2 separate regions of the Mus musculus genome follow, and region 2 is linked to region 1. The links are chromatin loops, found by intact Hi-C in ENCODE. Cell type or tissue: left cerebral cortex. All regions are shown on one strand. Each heading gives the region's core, and the rest is flanking DNA. Links, peaks and the distances in the headings are about the cores only. Region 1 has its middle 38 kb from the start of Gm43699. Region 2 overlaps Cpeb2 (cytoplasmic polyadenylation element binding protein 2).

What was found. Hi-C counts contacts between places; a loop is a spot of excess contacts. Peaks named below come from ENCODE experiments on the same cell type or tissue, not always from the same donor. Only the 100,000 strongest peaks of a DNase experiment are listed, where the experiment ranks them.
Region 2: a loop joins it to region 1, with 2.8 times the contacts of the local background. A loop is called at or near these places in 2 of 42 quality-filtered maps.

What each region holds. Positions count from the first base shown.
Region 1 is chr5:43,385,031-43,400,302 of GRCm38, forward strand. No RefSeq gene overlaps it. Among named protein-coding and RNA genes, the nearest start is that of Gm43699, 38 kb to the left of the region's middle. In left cerebral cortex, for the core only: a CTCF peak has its summit at 6,825 (motif pointing left); DNase peaks (open chromatin) are centred at 6,206 and 6,811.
Region 2 is chr5:43,240,752-43,256,023 of GRCm38, forward strand. Cpeb2 (cytoplasmic polyadenylation element binding protein 2) reads left to right here. Exons shown (of 12, transcript NM_001368806.1): 4 at 3,835-3,925. Among named protein-coding and RNA genes, the nearest start is that of Gm7854, 13 kb to the left of the region's middle. In left cerebral cortex, for the core only: no CTCF peak of the experiment used is centred there; a DNase peak (open chromatin) is centred at 5,745; H3K27ac peaks cover 1,772 bases.

The DNA of each region.
Region 1 (15,272 bases), core at 5,464-7,963:
ATGTTGTCAATCAAAACCATCCCAAGTGCAGAGACATCTGCCTGCTTATTCTGGGATTCCAAGAAAGGACACTATTTTTGTTTGACTCTTAAAGCATTCCCACTGGCTCATGCAGTTAAATATTGGTTCCCAGCAGGTGACACTGCTTCAGGAGGTTCTGGGACTTTGGAACTTGTGACCTGGCTGGCTGATGTAGACCAGTAAAGATTGACTTTGGGTATTAGAGCCTAGATCTGCTTCCAGCTGTGTCTCTGGTTATCGTCCTCCCAGGAGCACAAACAGCAGTTGCATTGTGAAAAAGAGATAGCAGTTCCAGAGACACCTTTCCTCCCTGGGCTATTTCTTCCACTTGTGTGTCACAATGATGAGGAAGGTAATGGACAGAGATATGAATGGGCAGCCCACTGAGTATTTGCTTAAAATATGCCATTGGCAGTCTCAACATGTGGAGATGATAAGCCATTATGTAAATAGGCCAGGGTCTAGTTGATGACTGTTTCAGTCCTGAAGTCTCTAAAGAGCAGTGGGACTGGAGACAATGAAAGTCCATGGCTTTAAAACTTCATGTTAGACCTGGAATTTAGGCCTGTGTGTTCAGTAGGTTCTTTCTTTAAGCCACCCACCTCCATCAGAAGCCATCACCCACTCATATAGTCAAAGGTTTCTTACCATTGGTCATGTGGGTTACATCGATTAACTGTTTGGCTAACTCTCTGACCCAAGCCCTTAGAAACCTTCCCTTATTTTTTTTTTAAGATTTATTTATTATTATATCTAAGTACACTGTAGCTGTCTCTTCAGACACACCAGAAGAGGGCGTCCGATCTTATTAAAGATGGTTGTGAGCCACCATGTGGTTGCTGGGATTTGAACTCATGACCTTTGGAAGAGCAGTCAGTGCTCTTATCCACTGAGCCATCTCTCCAGCCCCCACCTTCCCTTATTTTAAACTGAATTTTCATCCCCTGTAACCCTAACCAAGTCAGAGGACTAGGCCAGATCTTACTCGTTTGCTGAGAGTCTGTTACTGCAAGCCATCACCTTTGCTATTGGCAATACATTACTGTTCTTCACACAAGCTGATGCTACTTAGCCTGGATAAGAAACAAACGGATGCAAAATATATCAGCTCATACAGTTCTTTACAGCAGTCAGACAACTAAAGCTGGAGGAGGCCACACAACTAAGAAAAATGTAGCCACAGAACTCTAGGCCCCATTAGCCCAAAGACAGATGCTAAATGCACTGCTTAAACCCTCAAAGGTTGCTTCTGAAAGTAGATCATGCCCAGATTGCTTTCTCTCTCTCCTGATAGGCTGAGAGAGGACACATTTGTTCTTTTGCAGACCATTAGTTTTCCATTCAACATTGGAGGTTTGTTCTGAATCAGAGTACCTTGGTCATTTACTGTGCCAGTGTGGTTTTCCCTAGACTAAGAGTCTGAAACAAGGTTTAGTGGGTAAGTAATCAAATTTATCAAAGAACATATGTTACAATGAGAGAGCATACAATGTGTGTCATAAAATTATCCATACTTCATTCACACATTCATTTGGGAATCATTTTGCTATATTAGAAAACCTTATAACTTGAATATCTTGGGTTTACATGTGACACTAACTCCCTGCATGTTCTTTATCACAGTAGGAGTTCATGGGGGTGGAGAGTATTAAAGATCTCCCAGTTAAATTTATACCTTAGTTAAACAAATGAAAATGTGGCAATTTTTAAATTTTACTTTTCAATTTTTATTTTATGGAATGGGGATGTTTATACCAAAAACTCTGTTGCTTCTTAATTCAAATGTCCTTAATTGCATGAGATATACAAATACTAATTACATAGAAATGTGATATTCAAATTTATCTGGGTTTGGGGGGTAGTTCATTTGCTAAGCCCAGCAATCCAGTGCCTAAATCCCTTAAACTGTCTAATCAGCAATGGGGTGTGTGTGTATTTCCATTTTTCCTTCTTTCCTTGGGGTGTCCAGGGGCTGCTGCACACCAAGCAGGGAAAAATGGTGCAGAGCCAAATTTCAAGGTCCTCATCTTCTCTTGGGGTGTCTGGACCCCATACACACTGGGCATGTATACACCAGGCTGGGAAGGATGAAGCAGACCTGAGTTCCGAGATCCATGTATTCCCTTGAGGTGTCTAGACCACAGTGCATACCAGGCTGGAAAAGATGATGTGAAGTCATGAAGGGTGGGGCAGCAGGATACAGGTGTGGGGGTGAGTGCTGTGGGAAGATCTTCTCTGAAGAATTCAGTGTTACATTTTTTTTTTCAGACAGCATTCAATGAAGGAGCTTGTAGTCTTTGTGCAGGGTGAACAAGGACTATGTACTCCTTGGAAAGTGGGAATGGTTCTTCTTAGGGTAAAGTCTCATTGGCTGAGGCTTAAGGTATTGGGGATACCTCATTAGTATGGAAAAGCATGCCAGGAACTTGAACCTGTAATCTCACCAGGGATTAGGTGATATTTCTCAGGTAGAGTCTGGGCAATGGAGCTCCCCGGATAAGGTAGAGATGAGGAAACCTAGCAGGAAAAAGGAGTCCTCCGTTTTGTTCTAAGCTCAGGGGAGCTATCTGGACATTATAGACTTCAACATTAAATGACAGAGTTTCCAACATGTGTACTCACATATGTGTGCAAGTGCACGCATATACGTGTGCATAGGAGCCAGAAGTCAACCTCAGGTGTCATTCCTCAGATGCTGAACACCTTGATTTTCCAGGCAAGGCTTCTCACTGGCTTGAGCTATCAAGTAGCTATGCTTGCTGGCCAGCAAGCTCCAGGGATCCGTCTAGCTGTACATCCCTGCACAAGGATTTCAAGAGCACGCCAGCCACCAGGCCCAGCTTCTTTCATGTTTGTACTTTGTACTGAGAATCGCACTCACGCTGAATGCATGCAAAGCAAGGGCTTAACTGCTTATCAACCGAGATACTTTTCCATTCCCCTTGATCAGCACTCCTTCTTTTTTTAACCTATGTACAGGACTATATATATGTGTGTGTAATATATATATATATAAAATGTGTGTGTATATGTATGTGTATATATACAGATATATATATCTACACACAGATATATATATGTGTGTGTGTGTGTGTGTGAGTGTGTGTGTGTGTATGTGTATATATATACATAAACACACACACACACACACACACACACAGAGGACTCCTATTGCATTAGTTCCAGATCACAGACTTTTAATTTTCTAGGACAGTTTTCCCCTAAATCAGTTGCCCAGAATGCAAGGCAGTCTTTGGAAAACACAAGAGAAGTGTTTTCACATATTCTTCACTTTCTGTGGTCTTGTTGGAGGAGATTTGTCACTGGGGGTGGGCATTGAAGTTTGCTTTTAAAATTGCATGCTCTGGCTGACTTCTGAGAAGTTCCACCCAGCAGCTGACTCAGAAAGATGCAGACAGCCATAGCCAAAAGGAAGATGGAGCTTGGGGGCTCTCAGGAAAGAATAGGAGGAAGTATTGCTGCCCTCGAAGGGGATAGGTACTCCACAGGAAGACCAAAAGAGTCAACCAATCTGGACTTTTGGGACTCTCAGAGACTGAAGTAAAGAACCAATCAAAGAACGTACTTGGGCTGGATACATGCACATATGTAGCAAATTTGCAGCTTGGTCTTCATGTGGGTCCCTAACAACTGAAGCAGGGAACATCCCAAAAGCTGTTGCCTGTATGTGTGATATATTCTTCTACCTGGGCTGCTGTGTCTGGTCTCAGTCAGAGAGGAAGTGCCTAGACTAATATAAAGTTGATGTGCCAGGGTGGGGGAGATATCCAGGGGGACCCCCCCACATGCTCAGAAGAGAAGGAGGGATGTGTAGCAGTGAGCAGGATGTAAAGTGAATAATAATAATAATAATAATAATAATAATAATAGCCCATGCTCAATTCAGTCCCTCTCCCTCCCCCTTCCTCTCCCTTTATCCTTTCCCTCTCCCCCTCCCTCCCCCTCCATCTCCTCCCTCTCCCTCTCCCTCTCCCTCCCCCTCTCCCTCTCCCTCTCCCCTCCCTCCCTCCCCCTCCCCCCCCCCTCTGTTTGTGGATCAGGCTGTAAGTTCTCAGCTACTCTTCTGGTGGATCGCTGCCATGATGATCATGGACTCATTCACTGAAACTGTAAGCAAGCCCCTATATATGTTTCTTCTTTTAGAAGCTGCCTTGGTCATTGTACCTTTTCACAGCAATAGAACAATAACTAAAACTCTCTTTCTGCAGATGTTGACCACAGAGCCAATGATGTAGCCTTAATTCAGCCACATGACATTCCTTATCAAGCCATGTCTTCATTTGGACTATCCAGAAGCAGATCCAGAGATCAACTCTGACATGATTCAGGACTTGTCCCAGCTTCTGCTCTTCAGGTCATATCTTTTTTTTTTTTTTTTAAATATTTTTTATTACACATTTTCCTCAATTACATTTCCAATGCTATCCCAAAAGTCCCCCATACCCTCCCCCCCACTTCCCTACCCACCCATTCCCATTTTTTTGGCCCTGGCGTTCCCCTGTACTGGGTCATATAACACAGTGAGTACTTGGTCTTTGGGCCAGTCGTCTAATACTCTGTGACCCAGGATCTCTCGACCACGACTGGCTTATAAATCTTCCACCAGGCCAGATAGAACTGAAACTCTCACTGCAGCCCAAACCTCTTCCAACTCAATCTTATTTCTCCCTTTCTCTTTCCCAAGGGTCAGACCAGAAACCATGTTTGAAGACTCTGATTACTTACTCTAGCAGCTTCCTGCTGTGCTAGAATATTTTCCTTACATGGGTGATAAAGTCTTAGCATTTTCTTCTTGGAAGACACAAAGTACCACAGAAAGGGACCCAAGGGAGCCGAGAGGATGAGTGGGGAGAAGGAAAGGAAAAAGAGCTCGTGGGGTTATAAACCTGGAAAACTGTAGAGAGGTTCAGCTCACTGTCCGAACAGGAAGGAGCACAAGACCTGGAGTACTTACCTACACCTCCTGTTCCTGGCAGGGTGAGGGTCACTCTAGGGGCAGGGACCAATTCCAGGTGAGACACTGAGACTAGATTAGGCAGTCCAACCTGAGTGTAAAATCTTATTCATTAATCCACACCCTCCACACTTATTACAACATTTGAAAGCTTAAGTTTGAAATAAGCATCATACTCATAAATGACTACTCCCTTGCCTCAATTTGAAAATCCCAGCTCTTACTACAATATTCTATATTAATAGGATGTAAGATGTATCTAGCTAGGTTTTTTTTTTTTTTTTTTTGATGGTGACACTCTGACACACCTGGGAACTGTGTCACTCTGGATAGATCACTTCCCGCCTCTGTGCCTCTCAGTTTCTTCATAGGTCAAGAGTCGATAAGAGCACATGTTGTTGAGCTTCAGGGACTAGTCTGGTAAGCTTTAGAATGGAAACTGTTTCTTAGAAATGGGAACAGAACACCCATGGAAGGAGTTACAGAGACAAAATTTGGAGCTGTGACGAAAGGATGGACCTTCTAGTGATTGCCATATGCAGGGATCCATCCCATAATCAGCTTCCAAATGCTGACACCATTGCATACACTAGCAAGATTTTGCTGAAAGGACCCAGATATAGCTGTCTCTTGTGAGACTACGCCGGGGCCTAGCAAACACAGAAGTGGATGATCACAGTCAGCTATTGGATGGGTCACACGGCCCCTAATGGAGGAGTTAGAGAAATTACCCAAGGAGCTAAAGGGAACTGCAACCCTATAGGTGGAACAACAATATGAACTAACCAGTACCCGGGAGCTCTTGTCTTTAGCTGCATATGTATCAAAAGATGGCCTAGTCGGTCATCACTGCAAAGAGAGGCCCATTGGACTTGCAATCTTTATATGCCCCAGTACAGGGGAACGCCAGGGCCAAAAAGGAGCAGTGGGTGGGTAGGGGATTGGGGGGTGGGTGGGTATGGGGGACCTTTGGGATAGCATTAAAAATGTAAATGAGGAAAATACCTAAAAAAAAAAAAAAAAGAATGGAAACTGTTGAGTGCTCTCCAGGCAGAATGCACAGCACTGCTTGGATAAACTCCATGCTCTGCTCTCTTGCTGAAACAAATGCATGCATTCTCCTCCCCCTCTCCCGTTTCCACACCTCTACCCCACCGCAGGAGTCCTACTCTGATTACAAAACTGGTTGCACTGTCTCCAGCACAGGATGTTTCCCTGTCTTCCAACAGAGGTTAGATAACAGAGATTTAAGAGTCTGTAATTCATCCTTCATTGATCAATGCTCTTGAATGTTCTGCACTTGCCTGAACCCTGTCCTTGCTACTTGTAAAACCAGAGGCTTAAGAATGGTCTTGTGGTTTCCCAGGGCACCTTTTTCATAACCCTGTCTTTCCCAGGAAGCTCTTAAATCATGCTGGGTCATTCTCCTTTTTGAGATTCTCTGGAAGCTGCCTTCTCCCTCCTCAGAAATAAATAAAAAATAAAGACATTTAAGACATTCACACACAGCTGTGACTATAGACCCACACCTACTCACTTATACTCACTTATACACACACACACACACACACACACACACACACACACACACACACACACACACTTTGGCAGGTATTTACAGATCAGTGTTAAACACTTATCTGTTCCATTGGTTTTCAGTATTGGTTCTAGATAAGACAAATCTGGCAATGGCACGGCCATGCTAGTTGCTAAGGGAGCCACATCCGGCTTGGCTTTATTCTTATAGAAACAGGACAGAGGACTGGGCCTGGTCAGAGCAAAGCAAGCACTTTCTGAAGGGAGGAGGCTGGTGTTCGCTCTCCCTCTGCTGGCCATGCAGAGCACTCACCTGCTCTTTGTTCCATTTCTGGGGAGTGGTGGCTGGTCCTTGGGAAAAGGAAATGGGGTCAGCAGTAGGAGATGGAGAGCTAAAGGTGGCAGGTCTTGAGCTAATTCTGAACCAGCTAGGGACAAGGAAGTCTTGCCTCCTCTGTTTTGTACTTTATTATATGTGCTGAGCTAGCCCTTTCTAACCATATGCTGAGCTAGCCCTTTCTAAGCACGTGCTGAGACATCACACAAGAAAGACTAGTAAGATCCGCGTCTCTTCTCAAAATTGGATGTTGCTTCCAGGAAGTTTCATTTATTTCCGACTGAGACAGCTTAACTTGGGAGACACAGATTTGGACACTGATCAATGTTTACAAGTGAGGACTGTGGGCTCTGAGACCAGCACTCTCTTTTTAGTCAAGGAATGGCCTCACAGTGGCCTGGGTTCTTAGTTATACACACACACACACACACACACACACACACACACACACACACACACACACACACGAAGAGGAGAGAGAGAGAAACACAGAGACAAAGACAAAAACAGAGACAGAGAGAGACAGAGAAAGTTTTAGACTTCACAGAGATGACCCACCTTATATCACTGTCATGAAGATTAAACAGCACATTATGAAATGACTGGGGCCATGGGGTCTAATAATACAATGAAATTAATAAGTGGAGGACATTAGCATCATTTTATTTCTAAGATAGGATAAGCATTTGGCAGTATTTATAATTGAAAAAATTATCACAACTGTGCTTTTTCTACGACACGAGGCCACTTGCCCCAAGTTGGGCATATTTGGCCAACTTTGACCTCCTGGAGCCAGGAAGTTTTCACACAGTGCCATCTGTAAAAGTACTGAACTATTATTTCATAATGCAGTGGAACTCAAGGTTTTCTATTAGAAAATAGAAATAATACACATTTGGGTGGGTCCTTCTGATACACTGGATATATCCAGCATATCACATATTTACAGATTTATATATGTATATATGTAAATGACTGATGATGACTTTAAATGGAAAGATGATCCTGGACCTTATTAGGAGCGGTTTCTTAGGAGCATTCTCTACATGCAGGCTGTGAAGTGTGAGTCACAGCATCCCGGAGGTAGCAGGATGATAGCCAGAGTTTACCAACACAGGCACTACCTTAATAACCAATCTACTCTTGTATGCCCTGTTCTGTCCCTAAAGGACTCTTCTGACGCCAGGAGCCCGCCCCTCAGACTGTTCTTTTGCCTGTGTGTCCCCAAGAGCACATTGCTGTCTCAGCACATACACTTGACCCTGGCTAGAAGAGAGTTGGATTTGACAGACAATTTCGTGAGATCCTTACAATGAGAAGAATGACTGCTTTGACTTTATAATTTCCCAACCACTTTGGGTAATCAGGGTTTTTGGCTAGTGCACAATTACTTACTAGAGAAAAATCCTGGGGGAGTTTAGCCTGCCATCTCTCTGTTGGCCCAAGGTTTTCGACAACATAAATAGCCCCTTCCTATTTTTGGAATAGAGAAGTAGTTAGCATGCTGTTCACGGCCTCCTAGGGCACAGTGGAGCATGGTGAGAACTTGCTAAATGTGGCGTGTTCTTCTTCATGTAAGGAGGAAGAGGAAACAGGGCCAGAGTGGTCCATCCTCATTTTAATCTTCTAGCTCTGGACAGACAAACCTTCACACGGACAGTGGGCAACAACTGGTCCTAACACTCAAAGGTCCTTTGATTGTTACTATGCCCAAACAAAGAGCATTGGAGTGGAAGACAAACGGGCTGGACTTGAAACTTGCATTCATAACCTGGAGAAAATTATTCACCATCTCTGATCTGTAGTTGCCCCAAATAAAAGGCAAGGACATTGAATCAGATGGTCTCTATATTTATTTTTATTATTACTCTCCTAATGAAAACAATAAATTGCATAGAAAATAAACTTCTGGTTCAGTGAGTTACAGACTGAGAGGTAACAAGGGTGCAAGAGATCAAGCGTCTAAGGGAAACTTAGAAAGAATGGGAGTTAAGTTGTTCATTAGGTATATTAATATCATTGTGCTTGAGTGCTCAACGGTTAAGAGCACTGGCAGGCCTCCCAGAAAACTTGAGTTCATTCTCAGTATCTACATGGGAGATCACAACCATCTGTAACTCCAATTCCAGAGGATCCCACATCTTCTCTGGCCTCCATTGGCCCAGGCATATACATGGAACCCAGGCATACATGCAGGCAAAACAACCACATGCATAAAAATAAAACTTACAAGAGAATGCTAAGGAAATTGTAGTCTATGTATCTGGCAGACTACATATATCCAATGTACATCAAGAATTTCTACATGTCAATGAACAAAAGATCACATAAGCCATCAGGAAAATGATGGTTTCAAGTCATCTGTAAAAAAAAAATTAACTTCACTTCATTAGTTATAAAAATTAAAACTCCTTTTAAAAAATTTTTATTAGATATTTTCTTCATTTACATTTCAAATGCTATCCCAAAAGTCTCCCATACCCTCCCCCTGCCCTGCTCCCTTATCCACTCACTCCCACTTCTTGGCCCTGGTGTTCTCCTGTACTGGGGCATATAAAGTTTGCAATACCAAGGGGCCTCTCTTCCCAATGATGGCCAACTAGGCCATCTTCTGCTACATATGCAGCTAGAGACACGAGCTCCAGGGGGTACTGGTTAGTTCATATTTTTGTTCCACCTATAGGGTTGCAGACTCCTTCAGCTCCTTGGGTAATTTCTCTAAAGAAGAATTAAAACTCTGAAGAGGTGTCCCTATATTCGTAGATACCAGAATAGCTAACATTAAAAACATGATGAGGATGCTAGGGAGAATCTGTGGGTAAAGAGCTTGCTATTCAAGCATAAAGACCTGTTTTTGGGTCCCCAGAACACATGTAAAAAATTGGGAATGCTAGCAACTGCCTGTAACTCCAGTGCTGAAAGGCAGAGGCAGGAAGATACCAGAGGCTTTCTGGCCAGGTAGTCTGGCCAAATTGACAGGCTCTGTGTTCGGTAAGAGACCAGATCTCAAGAACTAAGGTGGAGAACGATGGTAAACACATGACATCCAACTCTGACCTCTACACATGTGCATGATCAGGCATGTATATAAATATGTTCATGTGCACGCACACACACCACATGCATGCAAGCATGTGGACATATGTACATATATTGATGAGGATAAAAGTTGAAGATGTGGAGCAAGTGGAATTTTTCCACACCACAGATGAGAGAATAAACTTGCAAAATCATTTTTAAAAAACGGTTTGAATTTATCTGTAAGAAATGAATATGCACAAATATTCTCATCTTCTTGTGGTTTGGCTTATGATTGTATAAAAACACACCCCACCATCATTCTGATTATCATTTTTAATTTGGTATTTGGCAAAATTACATTAGAACTTCACTTAGTTATAAAGGATTACATCAGATGTTCCTGCCCAAGTGTATGATAAGAGAGTATTCTGAGCAAAATTGGAGTAGATGTAACTAAACTATGATGTTTAATAGGTTGGATGCGTTAACTGCAATTTCTTCTTACAATCTTTTCAACTTGCAATGGATTGTTGGGCTGTAATTCCATTTTAAAATGAGAAGAATGTGAATATAATTTACTACACACTGGTAATTGTACTTTTCAATTATATACTCAACACCACACACACACACACTTGCATGCATGCACACACGCATCAGAAATATTCATGAAAGCACACCATTTAAAAATAGCTAAAACTGGAAACAGCTCAAGTTTCCAACACTAGAATAATAAATAAATGCGGTGTATGCACACAATGGAAATCTAAACAGCAAACAAGATGAACAAACTCCGCAGCACACAGCTGGGATGAAGTTCAAAATATTGTATTGAGTAAAAGAAGCTAGACACAAAAGTTTATGTATCGTGGGTTTTCATTTATATAAAGTTCCCAAATGTGAGTTGTTAAAAGTCAGGGCTGTAGTCTCCTTGGGAAGGTCAATATAACCAGGGAAATGGGAAGAAATTGCATGGACAATGGTGAGAGTCTGTTTCTTAATCTGGGTACTAGTTACAGAAAGGTGCTTTGTGACATTAATCTAGCTGTATGCTTACAACATGTGTAATCTGTGGTTATGCTATACTCGATACAGTATTTTTAAATGAAAGTCAAAAAGAATGAATTTTATGGTACCATCATACTATTTTCCTAACATCCCCAAGCTGGTTTTTTTTTTTATGACTCTTATCATTTCTGTTAACCATTCTCTTTTCTTAATGTGTTCTGACCAAGATAACCCAGCCCTGATTATGTGCTATCTTGTCATGCTTTTTCTTTTCTTTGGCTGAGATATCACCCTGCATTGGGAGATCTAAAACATGGAAGGCATGCTTCTTGCCCTTGAATTTGTGCAGATAATAAAGAATAGAAAACCCACCAATTGAGTTCTTAGAGGTCTTTATGTAGAGTCAGTATCTCCATGCAATATCATAGCCCTCGGCTATGGGCTTTTCTAGACATGTCTACACATTCACAAATCCATCACTTTTAGTTCTCTTTATCTTCAACATCTGCCCAGCGACCTGGTTCTTTCTCTCTTGATCATTCTGGCTTCCTGGGCTCAGCCATGAATGTATTTAGCAGCTGACCCATTATTGGTATTGTGCTATACCCCACAGACATTTAGACAATGAGACAGCCTTTGACCCCAAGAGGTTCTGAAATTTTCAGAGAAGACAGACTCAGAAATGGAAAATGGCATAGAAGTTAAGGAACATTAAGGAACATGAAACAAAGAGGAGGGGTACCCAGGACAGTCACTGATAAGTAAGAAAAGCTGTCCAGAACTAAGTGGATAGTGACTAGACATTTTTAAGTGAAGAAGATTGTAAACATTTTCAGGCAGAAGAAACAACAAATCCAAAATCATAAAACAGCATCAGATAGAGGGGCAGGTGAGTTCGTGTGCATGTTTTTTAGAAGTGATAATGTAGCCAGGGGGCATCTGGATGCTAAGGATGACAGAAGAGGCAAAGTTAGACAGCATCAGTACATGATACTATGATCCTGAATGCTAATGTGAGGATGTTGGACTTCAAGATTCAGACCACTGGTGGCAAACTAGAGCTGGGAGCCAAATCTCATCTTTTATTCTATGTAAATAAAGTCTTATTCCAACACAGATAGTTCTGTTTCTTTAGTCACTGTCTATGGATAACATTGCATAATAATGGCAGAGCTGAGTAGATACTAAAAAAACCACTGGCCCACACACTGCAGCTACTTCTAAGCTAGAAAATGATAAACCACTGTGGGGTTCTAAGCAGAGTGCAGAGACAGCTCTGTATTGTACCACCCTGACACTTTGGTCCATTTTTGGAATGAAGGTGATTTGTTTTCTCTGAAATAGTACAGAAGCAACATTGAGGACCTACTCAAGATAAATAGTACATTTTCTGAGCCTGGAACTATATATACCAAACCTTTGTCAACACCTAATATAAGGGGGTACATCCATGTAGGTATTAGACCTCAGAGGACCGAATAGGAGTAACAGCAGCCTTGGTACTCAAGCTTAGGTTTAAGGAGCTAAAATAACTCCCTTACCTCTTTCAATTTGTATTTGAAAATCACAAGGCTATCAGGCAAATAAAAATTGGAATATTTATTATTTCAACCCTGAATTAAGTAAACTTAGCGCCTCTCAGACACTGTTAGGGCTGGATGCCTACAACGGTCTTCGTATGAAGGGTTGTTCTCCAGTGTTTACTTCTGTAAATAAGACATTATAAGTAGAGGTAGACTGAAGTCTTTCTCTAGCTGGATATGCTATTATTTCTTCACTGATATGGATATAGGACAAAGAGCTTGGAGCTGTGCTCTGTTGAAACACAGTCTACAGGCAACATAAAGGCAGAGGAAGGGAGCCATCCCACCCCATGCCTTACATTCTTGGGTTATTTTCCTATTGACTACCGACATACTCAGCTAATGTACTGGTGTTCAATATGTAAAATTCTCTCCTTGGTGTTATTAGCCCCATAGATAGTTGTTTGCTTCCACAGATCTAAGGTCCTACTCTCAGAGTCCTGGGAAGATGTTGAAGCTGCAAAAGGAAATTAAGACCAAACCTAATATCATAGTAGATGAGGGGGAACTCTGCTAGAGCTGAGCTTGGTAGATGCCTAGAGTGCTTGTGCTGATGGACAGTTAGCTGACACACCAGTCATGGGAAGAAAAGGCCACTAGATGAGGTGGCAAGTGTCTAAATAAAGTCTCTAGATGGGGATCCAATCATGGCCAACTGTAGATCATCATCCGCATTGCCCATTCCTTTCCTTACTCCTGAATCTCAATGCAATGCTAGCTCACAACCCAATCCCAGTGTCTGTTGTAGCCCTGGCCCCTACTTAGGATGGAAAACAAAAAAGAACTATGCCAACATGATACTAAGTGCTAAAAAAAGAAGAAATCCTACGTGCCCTTCCCAGTAGAGTGCCCTAGCCACCACAAGTAAAGGAAACAGTAAGGTTAGATCATAGGAAATACAAGTGGAAGAACCATACCCCTGAGCACCTCGTACCTCTCAGAAATAGTCAAATATCTCAAGAAGGGCTACTTCCTGAATTGTATCAGAAGAACCCAAGAAGCCATAATAGGCACCTGCAGGTAAAAGAGATGTCAGTTTGGTGGTCACTTAGCCAAGAACCAGCTCAGTAAATGGTAACAAATCATGAGCAGGACATTTGCCTCTTTGCTTAATATGCAGTCCTAGTATGGGCCTCTTGGCTTTCATCTCCCCACAATGATTGATCATTGGGTCCCTGTGGCTTTAGATCTATTTGGGCATTACCAGTCAAGTATTTGACAAGCATTTGTGGAGAAATGTTTCCAATAGATGCAGTTCTGGTCTGGGCCCCTTGGCTTTCATCTCCCCACAATGACTGATCACTGCATTCTTGTGGCTTTAGATCTATTTGGGCATTACCAGTCAGGGACTTGACAAGCGTTTGTGGAGAAAGGTTTCCAATAGATGCTTAACATGAAGTAGATATTTCACATGAAACAAAAGAGCAAAGCCCTGCCAAATGTGGGGCAGGTCCCATGGAAGTGAAGCTCTCTGGAGAGAAGCTTGGCAAAGGATATGAGAGGCTGAGAGTGAGGAGACAGGGAAGACAGGCAAGAAGTTTATACAAGGTGATTTTGTAGAAGATCAAACCTGACATATTTTTAGGACCTGTATAAAAAATGCAAAGCAGCCATCTCTTTTAAGAGCCATCTTCAAAATTGCAATAAATTCTCCTTGACAGAAGCTCAGTCAAGTCCAGCAGTAATCTTCTGCTGTCAAGAAGAGTAATGTGGAGCTGTGGATGCGCTTCTAGTATATGGAGAAAAAAGCCCATGTGTGGGAGAGTGCTTGCTGGAGAAGGTGGAAGTTAATTTGCTGAAGCTTCTCTTCAAGGCTCGGTTTGCTCTCCTTGTGGGGTCTCCTTTTCATCAGTCTCATAAAAAAAAAAATCAATCTTTTTAGGAGCGCTCTCTTTGGCCAGTTCCTTTCAAGCCCTTCTTCCTCAGAGAATATAAGTGAAAAGTTCTGGGATTGGGAATGGACACAAAGCTTAGTTGCACAGATATGAGATAGGTCATTCTGAAAAGGTTTCCTGTATCTACAAGGCTAAATATTGTCTACTTGATGGGATTTGTGGAGTGTCTGTCAGAGTATTTAAGGAGACGTTTAACTGAGGAATCTTCAGAAGAAAGTAGGCACCAACCCATGGGCTTGGGTCCTAAACTGAGTGAAAAGTTCATTTTGTCTTTACTGATCATTTACTGACAACAGCCTTTGTCTCTCTGCTTCCTGACTGCAGATGCTGTGACCAACTGCCTCACAACCCTGACCTGGAGGTAACCCTCTCTGACTGCCATTCTTTTCTAAGCATCATGGATGGTGTCACCAAACTGTGAGTCTAAAGAAACCCTTCTTTATACTGGTTTGTTGGTCTTTTGGACACAGCAAAGAGGAATCCACATGTCTCAATAGTGTCAACTGTTCACAGCAGTAACTATAGCTCCCCCTCACAAACTCTATTAGAAAGATGGGGTGATATATAACATCTCACATACCTAGATGGCACCATGGCATGTCCCATTTTCTTGGTATCTGTAAGCTGATATTGTCATGACATGGACAATAGCTTTTCCTTCTTCATATTTGGAGATTTTGGGGGGCAACTTTTGTTAGATAATATCTGTTTCACTCCTTCTGTCTCACAACTTCACAGAAGCCTCCTGCCTCACCAGAGTCCCAGTCAGCCACCAGAATTCCAGGCAAGCTGCCTACCCATGTACCAGCCACCCCACTCTCTGTGTCTTCCCAGACTACCCTGCAACTGTATCTTTCCCCTCCTCCTCACTATATCTTGGCCCACAACCCTGGCAG
Region 2 (15,272 bases), core at 4,275-6,774, 150 kb before region 1:
AGCACATGTAAATTATGTCCACTACTGACTTTAAAAATTATTGTCAGTTTTTTTTTTAGTGTGTGTATGTATGCATGTGTGTAAGGTGTGTGCACATATGCACATGAGTGTATGCATGTGTGTAAGGTGTGTGCACATATGCACATGAGTTATGCATGTGTGTAAGGTGTGTGCACATATGCACATGAGGATGAAGAGGTGTCATCCCTTGGAATTGGTGACCAATTAGGCAAGGATGACTGGCCAGTGAGTCCCAGGCACCCTCCTTCCTCTACCTCCCAGCTTGGGGATCATAAGAACTCTCCACCATGACAGATTTTGCATGGGTTTGGGGGTTGTACCTCATGCTTGTGAGGCAAGCACCTAACCAACTGAGCTACCTGCCCGGTCCCCTTAGTAGATCTCTCTACTGACTTCTCTCAAGCTAAGCTTTCTTCTTTGTTTTTGAGAGTAAGCTGCTACTTTATAGCTCAAGCTGGTCTTAACTTTGAGGTGTCCCTGCCTCTATCTCCTGAGAACTGAAACTATAGTAGATGTGCCCAAAATCCATAAATTTGAGAATGCTTTTACCATTTAGTAAGAAATCATGCTTAAAACTGTAACTTATTAATTTCCTCAAAATAGAATTTTCACTGAGATTTTTTTTAGAAAGTATGTTCATTTGTAAATACGTAAAATGTTTTAAATGTTTTAAATCAGAGTCAATTTCCTTTTAACTAAGGTTATTTATTGTTCACTTTTGATATGTGTCACTTCTGCAGTACATCCTGAGAAACCTATCAATATATATTGGTCTGCAGCCTGCTGGGCCGTTTTCAGTGCTGGATATTTACTGTACATCCTGGATATTACCTTGAATTAATTGGAAATATTTTTTACAAATCAAACATCCAAAATGATATAATGTAAAATAAATCACAATTTGAAGATCTTGTTTTAGGAAAATATGTCACTTGACTCTTTTGTGAGCTCTCCTGAGAATCAGTGTGTGATAGGAGAGTAAGGCCAGCGTGTCATGACACAGTGGCCTTACTGCAGGGACCCTGAACTTCAGAAAACAGAGAGCTTTAAACTCACACATGGCCAACAGAGAAGAAGAATGCTTTTTCCCAACTGTGTTTGAGCAGTGGGTGCTTTCCCAGGGTGTTTACTGCCTTAACTTTAAAGTTAAAATATAATATGCCTGCCTTTTTCCCCATACAAGCTTGTGGCTAGTGTATGGGTAAAGAAAGATAGTAGCATAAACAATAGACTTTAAGAAGCAACGATAGGTTTTTCAGTTATTCTATTTTTATCTTCTTACTATGGGGCTCTATTGCCTTATTTCTGTAAAACGCCACTTAATTTATTACCAGGTTGTTTTTGTACTGTAGAAAAGATGCTTTATGGATTTGTCCCCAGAGTCTAATGTTCTGAAACGTCTTAGTGACTTTCAAATAGCCATGCAGTGATAACTATAAGATGCATTGCCACGACTTTCTGTATTTGTTAGTCTGTCAGGATTGCTGTGTGCATCTTTTATTGCTGAATTGCCTCGTCTTCCTTATAGTTTTAAACTGGTGACAATTTAGTTGAGTAAATCTTTTACTTAGTATCCTTATCTTAGAAGGGCACATCTTTGTTTTATAGCCGAATGTTCATCATTAAATGTGATTTGTTTTAAACTGTCTCTTGAAAAGAATAGTTCTCAACTATAACATGGATCCATTCAGTAGCTAGAAATTCATTTGCTAGCAAAGCTGTTTTGGTATTTGATACTTGCCCCAGTTTAATCACTTAGCAGGTTCAGGAGAGGGTTGGATTTAGTCCTTTATAATTACCATTTTAATAGTAGTCTTTCCACTCAAACAGCTCAACTTACATATTTTATAGAGATTTTATGGCAGAGATAAAGAAGTACTTAACAGACATTTGAGAGCTAGATGTGTGATTAGAAGGAACCCAGCTTTAATTACTTTCGAAGTTTAGTGGTAGGATCCGGAAACACAAACACATTCCTTGCACACACTGTAGGGTAGAAACAGAGTCAGTGGGAATGAAGACAGTAGTAACTGTGTTGGTCTTGTTTGCACAAAGGCCATCTTCTTCTTCTTTCTTCCACTTTATGTCATTTATTGTTATAGTACTTTTGCTTTTTTTCTACAATTTTAAGTGGCCTATAGGCACCATTTACTCTGACATGGTCATTTTCTAGAAGATGGAGACAGAGTATAAAGAGGTTCTGTGGTGTAGAGGATCATAAAGCTTAATGCTGTTTATAATGTCTGGCCAGTAGCTTCACTGTTACCTAAGAACTGCTGAATAAGACCCAGGAAAGGTGCACCAGTGTGTACTAACCTGCCTTTCATCGAGTTCTGACACATGTTCAGTTCTGGATAGCACTGCTATATTTCATTATTCTCTTTGTTTTGCCCCGCCCCCCCCCTTACCAAGTTCACTTGTTCTAGTGAAGAGTGTTGTAGATGGGTATGTTGTATGTTGAGGATCTTTCAGTTAAAGCTCACTCATTGGGTGGTGCTTGGTGATAAAGTTAGAACATGAGCCTCCTCTCTAGCGTCTTTGCATCATTCAGTGTTACTCCTCACCCTTCCTAATTCCTTGAGAGCACCTTGTTTAGTCTGCTGTGCTGCTTCTGGCTCCCTAGCTTTAAAAAGCATACAACCCTAGTTAAACATCAAAGGGGAATACATAAACAAACCTATGTTTCTCTTTAGCTCTCTAAAGACCTAGATCTGAATGTTTGTTGGTCCCAATGGAAAATGATGAAAGCTATAAACCTTTTTTTTTTTAAGAAAATAATATGTGTAAATTACCTATGGGTACATAAAATCCTAGAGACTTATAGTGTCACTTGAAATGTGGATCCAGGTTAATCAGTGCTGTATCAATTTTGAGAGTTTGGGATGATCTATCCTGCCTCCCCCATGTGTGCATGAATTTGTGCATTTGTGTATATAGCATACAGTTGGTGGTGGCATTGACATATTTTGGGAAAAGACTTCCAGACTCTTTGGAGGATATGGGCCTTAGCATGTTTAGCTAGTTTCCCATATATTTCATTCCATATTCATTGAGTATGTGTATATATATATATATATATATATATATATATATATATATATATATACTTACATATATAGGCACCAGAGCTTTCAAGCAAGCAAGGGATTGTGCTTTGAGCAAACAAGGCTACTGACAGTACAGAAGGCAGTTCTCAGTTGGGGATATGGGAATGTGAGCACCTTTCCTCTCCCTCCTTTTGCCTGCCTGCCTTCTGCAGTGGAGCTGGGAGAGGGAAAATTGTAAACTGTGGAAGCACTTTGGTGAGTGAGAGTTGAGTGTAAACACACTAGACATTCATCCTTTTTTCTGATACTAGTGTCTTACAGAGTTCAGTGTATAGGATGTTTATGCATTCATTGTTTTACAATTTAGATGACTAAGTCACTTCTAAGTATCTGATAGATGTTTAAAGTGTGGTGCAATTGTTAAATTCTTCTCCAAGATAATTATTTTCCAAGTGCTTTTATCTGCCTTCCTAAACATGAGAAAAATGTGAAGCAACTGAAAATGTGTTTTTGTGCATAATATTTATAAAAATGATCAGAGATTATTTCACTGCATTCAGTTAATACTGCCAATGAAATTACATTAATTTTTATATATTTTAGAGGTGAATGTGTTTTAAGTATCAGTATTTTCTTGGGATACAAGTTAAATGATAATGTATTAATAAATTGTTCCATTTTATGTGAGAAAGATTATATTATATAATATTTTTAACTTTCTTTAAGATTACATAGATCTTATATCTTTTCTTTTTCTGTCTTCCAGGATCGAAGTAGAATGTATGATAGCTTGAATATGCACTCTCTGGAAAATTCCCTTATTGATATCATGAGAGCAGAGCACGATCCTCTCAAGGGTAGGTAGCATTTTATAGCTTCGATTTCATATACATATTGGTTTGACTGCTTATGGAAAATTAGCACTTATATATAAACTAACTGATAAATGAAGAAATTTCATTAACATTCTTACTTCATGCGTGTAATTTTTCTGTCACTTGTCTGTTTTATAGTGGTAAAAATCTTGTAATTGAATCACCTTGAGGAAAGAGAGGTATTAGTTGTCTACGTTTTAGCTAAAGTTTCTATTGCTATGATAAAATATCATAGTCAAAACAAGTTGGGGAGGAAAGCATTTATCTTAGAACTTTAGTACATCACAAGGGGAGTCAAGACAGGAACTCAGGACAAGAACCTGGGCGGCTGGATCAGAAGCAGAGACCTTGGGATAGCACTGCTTGCTTGCTTGCTTCTCATGGCTTGCTCAGCTTGCTTTCTTATACAATCCAGCACCTCCTGCCCAAGGATGACACCATCAATAATGGGCTGGGTCCACCCAATCCATCAATCCATCAATCGATCAATCAGCAAATTTATGGAGGCATTTTCTCAATTGATTCCCTATTGTCACATGAGTCTAGCTTGTGTCAAGGTGACAAATCAGTAAGTAGCCAGCAGAGTAGTGTATTGTGAATTTACTAGTATACTAACTGTTGTGTCTAGTTCAGAACTCCTCCTTGGCTCAGAATCATGAATTTTTTTTTTAAATCTGAAGTTTTAATCTAGAAAGGTAATTTTCTTAGAAATGTTTGCCCCACGAACAACTTTTTGTTGCCAAGTAAGTTGATAACAGCAATGGGATGTCTAAGAATCTTACTTGAGTCCTTTTGTCTTCCTAATCCTGTCATTTTAAGGACTGTGCTATTGTTGGTATACACTAGTGACAGTTCCTCAAATTAATAAGGTTATGCTTTGGATTTTTTCATTGTTTTCTTATGGGTTTTGTTGTTGATCTTTGCCTCATATATTTTTAGGCTCTCTGTATGAGGTCTTGTTCTTTTTCAAAATGAGTATTGCTTACCTCGGGTCTTCCATTTCAGAATAGAGTTTACACTGGGCGTGGTGGCACATGACTCAGGAGACTGAGGCTGGAAGATCACCAGTTCACTGCCAGCCTGAGCTAGGTAGCAAGACTGTCTCAAAGTAAACGCAGGCATACAAGAAAGAATACAATTGTTAACAGCTTACAACTAAGAACTTTATTAAAATTCCGTTTTCTTTAGAAAGAAAAACTCCTAGCACAAAGTCAAGATAGTTCACTGTTACCATAGATGAGGAAAAGCTTTTCCTTACTTATTTCCCCTGATCTTTCTTAGCAAGGCTTCTGGAAGATGCTAGAGAAAATGCCCACCGCCACACTACTCATTATCATGTTTCTTTAGCCTAGGCATCCTACAAAGTAGAAGGGCATCTAGAGAGGGCCAGGAGGGAAATGCTGCAGCAGCAGCATGTGCTGAGAGCAATGACTTCAAAATTAAAAGGAATTCATTCAATTTGTTAGGAAAGGCATCTTAGGCTCTGAAAAAGAGAGAGGATTGAAGTCCTGCAAGTTTTAGGGATCACCATGTTAGCCAGTTTCTGTTTCTAACTGGGATAATTTATTTTTCATATGTATTATGTCAAGAAAGGGAAAAGAAGCTTTGGGAAAACATCTCCGCATAGTATAAAGACATAAGGCTGCCTATGCTGCCGCTGTGTAGCTATCAACACCGTTAGCTGAACGCTCCTGCTTGATGTCTTCCTCCTCCGCCTGCTGGCTCATGCCACTGGTTCCTGCTTAGCATGCATTTTCTTTCTCCACACTTTGGGACCACTGCCTTTATATGGGGGCGGCGATGCTGGACCTCTACACAGTCTGTCTAAGCAGAGCTATGGCAAACAAAGTAAGCAGCTGGGGTACCTGATGTGATTATTGTTTCCCCATCTTTCCCTCCCTCATGTTCAGGGCAGCGCCCAGTCTTCTCTTGTCTTTTTATCTCGGAAAATCATTTCCGCTGCTTAGGACACAGACTGCATTTGTGTTTCTCATAAAATGTCTCCTGAAACCAGTATTTGCTTAGTCTTCCTCAAGAGATCTACCAATAGACAGGATTCGGAGAGTGCAAATTTCAAAATGAGCTCCTTGTTCTCTTTCTATTGTAATAAGAGATTGTATTACTTGTCTAGTGCTGCAGAACAACTCAGAATTAACTTAAAACATTAACAATAATCACCCTTCTTACATAATCTCTAAAGGTTAGAATTGGGAAACAACTTATTTCTGGCTAAGGGTCTTATGAGGTAGCAGCCAAGAGGTTTGTTGATCCTACAGTGTGACCCCTCGGTTAGTCTGAAGGAGTCCTTTCTGTGTGATTAGAAATTTAGTGTAAAGCTACTGGAGAAAACGGAACCTCAGCTCCTTGCCATGTAGACCTCTCCACAGGCCTGCTTTATCCTTATCACAGCACGGCTGCTAGTGCTACCTCGTCCTGTCCCCGGCCCCTTGCTGCCCAGAGTGAGTGCACAGATCCGTGTGAATGTCTGTGTCCTAGAGCCTAGCCTCAGATGTCTCACACCATCATTTGCATGGTATCCTAACAACTGACCAGATATGGCTCAGGATCTGTAATTAGGAAGAGGCAAGCACTGGTGGGAACCTTTGTGGACACTGTATTCTTGAGGAGTCAAAGGCAAATCTATAATTTCTCATTTACTTCCATTCATAAGTTTAAAGGAAAACATAAGCTATTCAAAGTGGTTATGAGCAGAGAGCAAGTAGTTGAGACGGTGAATAGAATGTGAAAAGTACTGATCTCACTAAGATGTAAGGGACTTCACTCACAGAAACAACCTCTCAGCTCACTGTCATCGAAAATCCTTTGCTCTAGCTCCTTCCCTTTTCCAGCACCCATTTCAAAAGTTAAGAAGGAGGTTTTTATGGTCTAGTATAGCGATAGGAAAGCTCTCTCATCTTGTTGGAGATATACAGATAGTAAATGGTGGCAGCCAGAGATGGCACTGACTGTGACAACTTTATCCTTTGCCGACTGCACTGTGAGGATGTATACTGTGAAGAAAGCCAAGTTCTCTATCCATGTGCAAAGTATAGCCTTCTGGGGAAAGATAGAGACCATATACCAAACTATAAATATATAGAGGAGTTGGAAATACCATGGAGGAGGAGTAAGATGTGTAGAGAGAGGGTATGTGGAAAGTTATCCCTAACTTATGTGTGGAATAAAGGCAATTCTGATACAAAGCTGGAGTAGAGCAATGAAGAATTGTTGGGAGAAAGTGTTATTTCATGGAGAGGCATATATGAGATTTTAACTTTTGGAGAACTGAAAGACTGCTCTCAGCTTGTTGTTGAGGGCCACATGACACTGTTGGCTCATTCAGTGTTGTCAGACATGTGCTGTCCTTTGCTGGGGAATCAGAAACACTAACACACTGTGATGTGCTTTGCTCGGCCTGAATGCTTCTGACCCAACTGCTTTATTTATGTGCAGTGTGATCTCTCTGCTGACACACTATTTCTAATGACGGTCCCAATGCTAGGCAAACTGCTTTCTTTCCAAAGGAAGAATAAGTGTGGAATTTTAAGTGCTTAAAGAAAATCACGCTTGCCAAGTAGTTTCATCATTTTACCATTTTATATTAAGTAAATACTTAAAATAGTCTGTGATCTTTTTATGTTTGTGTGAGTCAGTTCATTCCCCTTTAAACAAAAGAACAAGGCAGATCATTGTTAAACCCTCCCTCCTCCTGCCTCCAACAATTTGTAAAAAAAAAAAAAAAGGCCTTGCTGTGCAAGCATTTAAACACAGTGCTCTCCCTCAAACTGTAAGAACAACAACAACAAAAAAAATGAATTTCAACTCATAAAAATTGACTTAAAGACTATAGGGAGAAATACAGTTTGGGTAACAGTTCCTGAGATGATCATAATGACTTTCCCACTGTTCCCTGAGTAGTTCAAGAACACAAGAACTCAGAATGGGATTTTATGCCAACAAATATTTTAAAGTACATGCTTTTCAAAGGATTTTTAAAAACTGAGATTTTATTACCTAGTATCAGCTCTGTTACTCACTGATAAACTCCCATGTGTAGGGCTTTGGAAGCAAGAAGCCTCGATGACTTTAGGGAGCCTGCCTACCCCTAAGCTATAGGAACCTCTTAACTGTTTGTGGAATACCAGATTTTTGCTCTCTTCCCATTTTGCCGTCTGTTTCTTTCCTGGTGATTTTGTGAAAGCGAGTAAAGTGCAAAGGCACAAATAACTTAGCTGTATTCGAAGCCTCTGGTGTGAGAAGTTATATTCTGGAACTTGGGAACTTTTGAGTGGACAGAGGCTCTCCAGCTTATGTCAGGTCCACTCTCCACAACTGTGTAGTTCATTAAAAACACATTGCTAGAAACTCTGGGATAGGAGAACAAGGGCAAAAATAATTATGAAAAACTGGAAATGCTTAGTGCATCTCTTTATTAAAGCAAAATAAATTGATACATATCAGTGATAAACTTGTGAAACAGTTTTATGGATTTCTGCTACAAGGCCCTGCCTTATTCCCTCTGACAGAGGAATACAACCTCAAAATTGACTATGGTTTCCTACAGTCACCTGTGATTCCTGGTGCCAAACATTTTACAATTACCAAAAGGATGTGGACTAAAATCAGAAGATTAAAAATCCAAAATCCCAAATATTGCAAAGTAGAAAACTTGATGCTTTACATAGAAAATTTTACATTTCCTCATATGTTACAATCAAAATATTACAATAAAAATATTGTACAAAATTATCTTTAAATTATATATGTAAATCATAATGAATTTAATATTTGGATTTATATATCATATCAAAATAATGCGTTGTATGATTTAATATATAAATATTAAATATTTTAAAATTCAACAATAAATCCAGTGCCTAAAGTACTTCTGGCTTCAGACATTTTAGTTTCTATACTAGAATGATTTTTTTAGAAAAACAGAAAACAAAGGAAGCTGGTCTGTAAATCCTACCTCTTGAAAGATCGGAGGCAGGAGTGCCCTGTGAATTTGAGGCCACCTTTTGGTTATACAAGAATCCCTATTTAAACTGAAAACCAAACCTATAAAAGGAAAAAAGAAAGACCTGTTCTCTATGCTTTAAGTGGTGTGATTTTTGAAATTCATTTGTTTATGAAAGAGTGCATGATATTCTCTTATTCCATGGGCTTTGGTTAGGAAAAGGAAACACGCAACACATACACATTTTCCTAAATGCACCCTGACGCTGAAGTAGTCATTCTCATAATAAATTTGGAAACTTAATATTTTATTTTATCACATAGCTACTCAGAACTGAGTTTATGGAAGTACAACTTACACGACTTTGGACTTGTGTTCTCAGTGAGAGGATCTACAGTCTAAAGGGGAAGGAGACAACTCTGTGGAAGTTCTTGTCAGAGAAAACTTACTTGAACTAAAACACCAGTAGAGATTTGAAAGTCTTATTTCTTTACAGGTAGCTGTCTCTGTCAATAGCAGTATTTGAGAGCATGGATGCCCTTATTTCCTTTAGGCATCTTTGATTATTTAGGCAAATTCTTGAATTATAACACTAGAACTTCATTTTTCAAAACCAAAGCCTTTATCATACAGAAATTACAGTGCATTTGTGCCAATTCAGATACATAATATTATTTTGAAAGTCACTTCATATCTTTCTTGTGATTTAAAGTAGAAGTTTTTATCTCTGAAAGTGGACAATTTAATAAATTCTTATATATAGCATACATCTCATACATAATTTATAACGCTAAAATGAAGTACTTGGGAATATTTGGTATATAAATTTTGGCTTATATGAGGAGCAGTATCTTAGAATTTTTCCTTCAAAAGCATATTTAATCTCTTAAAGTATTTTCCATCATAGAAAGCCTTTACTCATTAATGGAAAACTAGAAACGTAAATTTTAATACCACCAGCAGTAATGCAAAGTAAATAATACTGGCATTTAACTGTGTAGTTTTTTTCAGTCTTGCTTTTCTATGTATAACTTAAGGTATTTGCAATCTTCATCATCTTTTCTCCCAACCTTGTAAGTGTTTTTAAAACTAGGATGTATATGTACAAAAGTTAAAGTGAGATATGGCCAAAAACTTACACTCCCTTGTCCTTCTTCCACTTGAAGACTTTTGCATTTTTTAGTGGATTCCTTATTGGGTTGTTTCGTATTTCTTTAAGCTTTTAGTATTATGTTTTGATATCCTGTAGCTTACCTATCCTTAGCATTTCCACTATTCTGTCTTCATGGTTATTATAAAATATTTAATATAAATATTTATCTTTGATATATCACAAGATGCATCTGTTTAATTATACAGCTCTTTCAAAAACATGCAAACACATCAGGTAAGCATGCACACAATTTTATTGCATGTGTTTGGGGTATCCCCATAGCCCTGGGGAGCTAAGCCCTGTGATCTTCATGTCCTTTCCTTTTTGTAATCTTGACGATTTTTATTTTATTTTTTCCTTTTATTGCAAAGAGATTACTTTTTCACATAAAATATATCCTGATTATGGTTTCCCCTCCTTCTAGTCTCCCAGTTTCTGCCTACCTCCCCACCCAGCCAGATTCACTCCATTTCTGTCTCATTAGGAAACAAACAGGGTCCTAAGGGAATATAATAAAATATAAAATAGTATAATTTGATAAAACAAAAAACTAACATGTTGGAGTTGGACAAGACAAACAGAAGAAAATGAACCCAAGAGAAGACAGAAGAATCAGAGACCCACTTGTACATACACTTGGGAATCCATAAAACAATAAGCTGAAAGCCATAATATATCCACAGAAACCATGCCGTTGTCTTTTTCTTCTTCTTCTTCAATTTTAGAGCCTTTATTAAATCAGAAATTTTAGCCAGCTGGTCTTATTTCTGCTTCAGGCAAAAGTTCGTTCATGAGCTTTAAATCTATCTGCATTTGGCTTTTGGTGTCCCTCACGCCAGCAGGCCTCCAGGAAAGCAGGCAGGGTTGTGGGGCAGAAAATAGTGCACAGGGTATGGGGTGCAGGCTCCCCCATGGCCTTGTCTTAAGATACCTAGACCTTGTTTTGCTAGGCCTGCGTTTCAGTAACTTCCCACCAACAAGATGTAAATTTTGAACCTTTGTATATACAAACACACTGATTGTCTTTGCAAAAGATGACAGAGCCGTTAGAGTTATACTTTCTCAGTTTGGGATGTCCCAGTATTACTGTTTAATGTTTTATCCTGGTTCCTGTCAAGTATGATGCTATTCTGAAGCCTGTTGCATGATTATCTTCCCTTCCCCTTCCCCTTCCCCTTCCCCTTCCCCTTCCCCTTCCCCTTCCCCTTCCCCTTCCCCTTTCCCTTTCCCTTTCCCTTTCCTTTCCTTTCCTTTCCTTTCCTTTCCTTTCCTTTCCTTTCCTTCAAACTTTTGAACTCTAATATTTTTCATGCCTGCAGGCCAGAAGTTTTATAATAATGCCTTATTAATAGGTCACATATTGCATAAATGCTTTGCTCCATTTTGCTTATTTTTTGAGTTCCATATTTGTTTGGATCCACAAATAGTTGTCTTCTTAGAAATTTGTGGCTTGATTTTATTTATAATTTTAACTCTTCTATTATTAATGTAAGCATTATTGGAATTCTTTCAATGTTAAACCTACACTCATGATCTGTTGGATTTTTGTTTTGTTTTTTTTTGTTTTGTTTTGCTTTGCGTTTCTTTGTGTGGTGCTGGGACAGAGCACAGAGCTGTGTGCCCTCACTGTCTCACCACCGAGCACTGGAAGAGATGCTCTCATGCCATGTGACTGCAGCTTTATGACCCTCGGAGACAACCATTTTCAGAATCTTGCTAATACACCTTTTAACCTTATTTGATCTTAGTTACCTGGTGGACGCTGTTATGTGGAGACTCTTTAAGTTTATATTGTTATCTATGTTTTCTCTGTCTTTTTTTTTCCCCTTCTGTTTGTTTTACTCTCATGCAGGAAGCTGTTCTAAGTACTGAGCCTGTTTACTGTCTGTACTTCGAAGTAAAATATTAAAGTGGCAATGGGAAGCTCTGTGTATGCAGTTAGCTGTAACTGGTAGGGACTGCACTAAGCTCATGATACTCAAAATGTCTGTACTTAGACCTTTCATTGTGGTCTAGGGAGCAGACCTGGGTGTAAGTATAGCTCTGTATGTAGTCCTTTGTGAAGAAACAAAAAGGTGGCTGTGCATCTGTGTGGTGATGTTAAAAGTTAACAGGCGTTCATTGGTGTTCCTGCTTTCTCCTCTGCCTTCAAGGTTAGCCAGAGTTTCTTAGAGCAGATTCTCAGCAGTTGTCTGCTTGCTTCATGATGACATTCCCCAGACACAGAGTCACTTGGGGTTGTGTTTTCAGTGATTTACAGTTTAAAGAGTCAGTTACACGTCTAAAACTTACAGATTCAAAAAGAGGCAAATAAAAAGTCCTTGGTCCTCCATGTTTAGATGGAAGGCTGTAGTTTCTAGTCAGCTTGTACTTCCTAAGCAAGGAAGCTTTGGCACCCCTGTGTAGGTTAGATTATATTGCATGAAAGACTTAGAGAATCAAATGTCCTTCATTTATTTTAACTATAATAACTTCTTAGTTTGTTTTTAAATATCTTTCAAATGAGAGAGACTGTGTCATGGGAACACTGACCATGTATCTGCTTTTACTTTGCCATCTATGGAGATGTCAAGCACATAGAGGCACAGTAACTATTTGAAAAATAAATATTTTTCAGTGTCTTTTTAGTACTTCCAGAATCCTAGCATAAGGTATTCATGCATGTATAATAGCATGTATCATTACAGTTAGGATTTTATATATTTACAGTTTTTAAATTAAAATCTCATGAGTTTTTATCTGTACTTATTTTCATAGGATATGCTAAATAATTTGATTTTATGACTACATATATGCACTTTGATCTATAGTCAAAAATTGTCAGTCAAAACTGTATTTATGATACCTAATCTGCTGACTCTCAGCCAAGCCTACTTTACATTTGCCCAGGGCATTTACCACAGTGTTTTATAAAGAGTGTACGGCTTAGGGATGTAGCTCAGGAGTCCAGTATTGCCTAGCATCCCCAAGGTCATGAGTTCATCTCCTGCATGGTGGGAAAATGATGTTGAGTATCTCACGTGGAATGCTGTACTGAAAGCAAACACTGGGATGCTGGGATGGTAGATTATTTTTTTTTCTATTTGCTATTTTTATTTGTTATTTTTGGTAGCCATCAGCATTATTTTCATTTTCACAATGCTTTCATGGTAGAAAGTTTATAGCCATTACCTCAACTTGATTTTAATATTCTTTTTGTGTTAGTTTTAATGTAATAACTGTAAGCCATTATCTTACTAAATAACTTAAGACTTGAGTTTAGTGTTTTCTTTCTTGTTTTCTCTTAGTTATACTCTGCTTGGAACCATTATAGTACATGATACTTAGTATTTTTTATAGTTATAGTATAGAGTGATGATTGAACAAAGACGTAAAGCATCGCTTGGGTAGATGAGAGCGCTATAATAGAACTTGACTTAAAAATGAGCACTTGACTCTAGTGGATATTGATTAGCTAGAAGTCAATGTTCTTCTTTTTTTAAATTTTTTATTAGACATTTTCTTTATATACATTTCAAATGCTATCCCGAAAGTTCCCTCCCTCCACCCTGCTCCCCTACCCACCTACTCCCTCTTCTTGGCCCTGGCATTCCCCTGTACTGCAGCATATAAAGTTTGCAATACCAAGGGGCCTTTCTTCCCAGTGATGGCCGACTAGGCCATCTTCTGCTACATATGCAGCTAGAGATACGAGCTCTGGGGGTACTGGTTAGTTCATATTGTTGTTCCACCTATAGGGTTGCAGACCCCTTCAGCTCCTTGGGTGCTTTCTCTAGCTTCTCCATTGGGGGCCCTGTGTTCCATCTTACAGATGACTGTGAGCATCCACTTCTGTATTTGCCAGGCACTGGCATAGCCTCATATGAGACAGCTATATCAGGGTCCCTTCAGCAAAATCTTTCTGGTATATGCAATAGTGTCTGGGTTTGGTGGCTGATTATGGGCTGGATCCCCAGGTGTGGTAGTCTCTGGATAGTCCATCCTTTTGTCTTAGCTCCAAACTTTGTCTGTGTAACTCCTTTCATGGGTATTTTGTTCCCTATTCTAAGGAGGAATGAAGTATCCGCCCATTGGTCTTCCCTCTTCTTGATTTTCTTGTGTTTTGCAAATTGTATCTTGGGTGTTCTATGTTTCTGGGCTAATATCCACTTATCAGTGAGTGCATATCTAATGACTTCTTTTGTGATTGGGTTACCTCACTAAGGATGATATCCTCCAGATACATCCATTTGTCCAAGAATTTCACAAATCCATTGTTTTTAATAGATGAGTAGTACTCCATTGTGTAAATGCACCACATTTTCTGTATCCATTCTTCTGTTGAGGGACATCTGGGTTCTTTCCAGCTTCTGGCTATTATAAATAAGGCTGCTATGAACATACTGGAGCAGGTGTTCTCATTACCAGTTGGAACTTCTTCTGGGTATATGCCCAGGAGAGGTATTGCTGGATCTTCCAGTAGTATTATGTCCAATTTTCTGAGAAACCTCCAGTCTGACTTCCAGAGTGGTTATACAAGCTTGCAATTCCACCAGCAGTGGAGGAGTGTTCCTCTTTCTCCATATCCTCACCAGCATCTGCTGTCTCCTGAATTTTTGATCTTAGCCATTTTGACTGGTGTGAGGTGGAATCTCAGGGTTGTTTTGATTTGCATTTCCCTGATGATTAAGGATGTTGAACATTTTTTTCAGGTGCTTCCTTCCGTATTCCTTAGTTGAGAATTCTTTGTTTAGCTCTGAACCCCATTTTTAATGAGGTTATTTGGATTTCTGGAGTCCAGCTTCTTGAGCTCTTTGTATATATTGGATATTAGTCCCCTATCAGATTTAGGATTGGTAAAAATTCTTTCCCAATCTGTTGGTGGCCTTTTTGTCTTATTGACGGTGTCTTTTGCCTTACAAAAGCTTTGTAATTTTATGAGGTCCCATTTGTCAATTCTTGATCTTACAGCACAAGCCATTGCTGTTCTGTTTAGAAATTTTTCCCCTGTGCCCATATCATCGAGGCTTTTCCCTACTTTCTCCTCTATTAATTTCAGTGTCTCTGGTCTTATGTGGAGGTCTTTGATCCACTTAGACTTGAGCTTTGTACAAGGAGAAAAGAATGGATCAATTAGCATTCTTCTACATGATAACCTCCAGTTGTGCCAGCACCGTTTGTTGAAAATGCTGTCTTTTTTCCCCTGGATGGTTTTAGCTCCCTTGTCAAAGATCAAG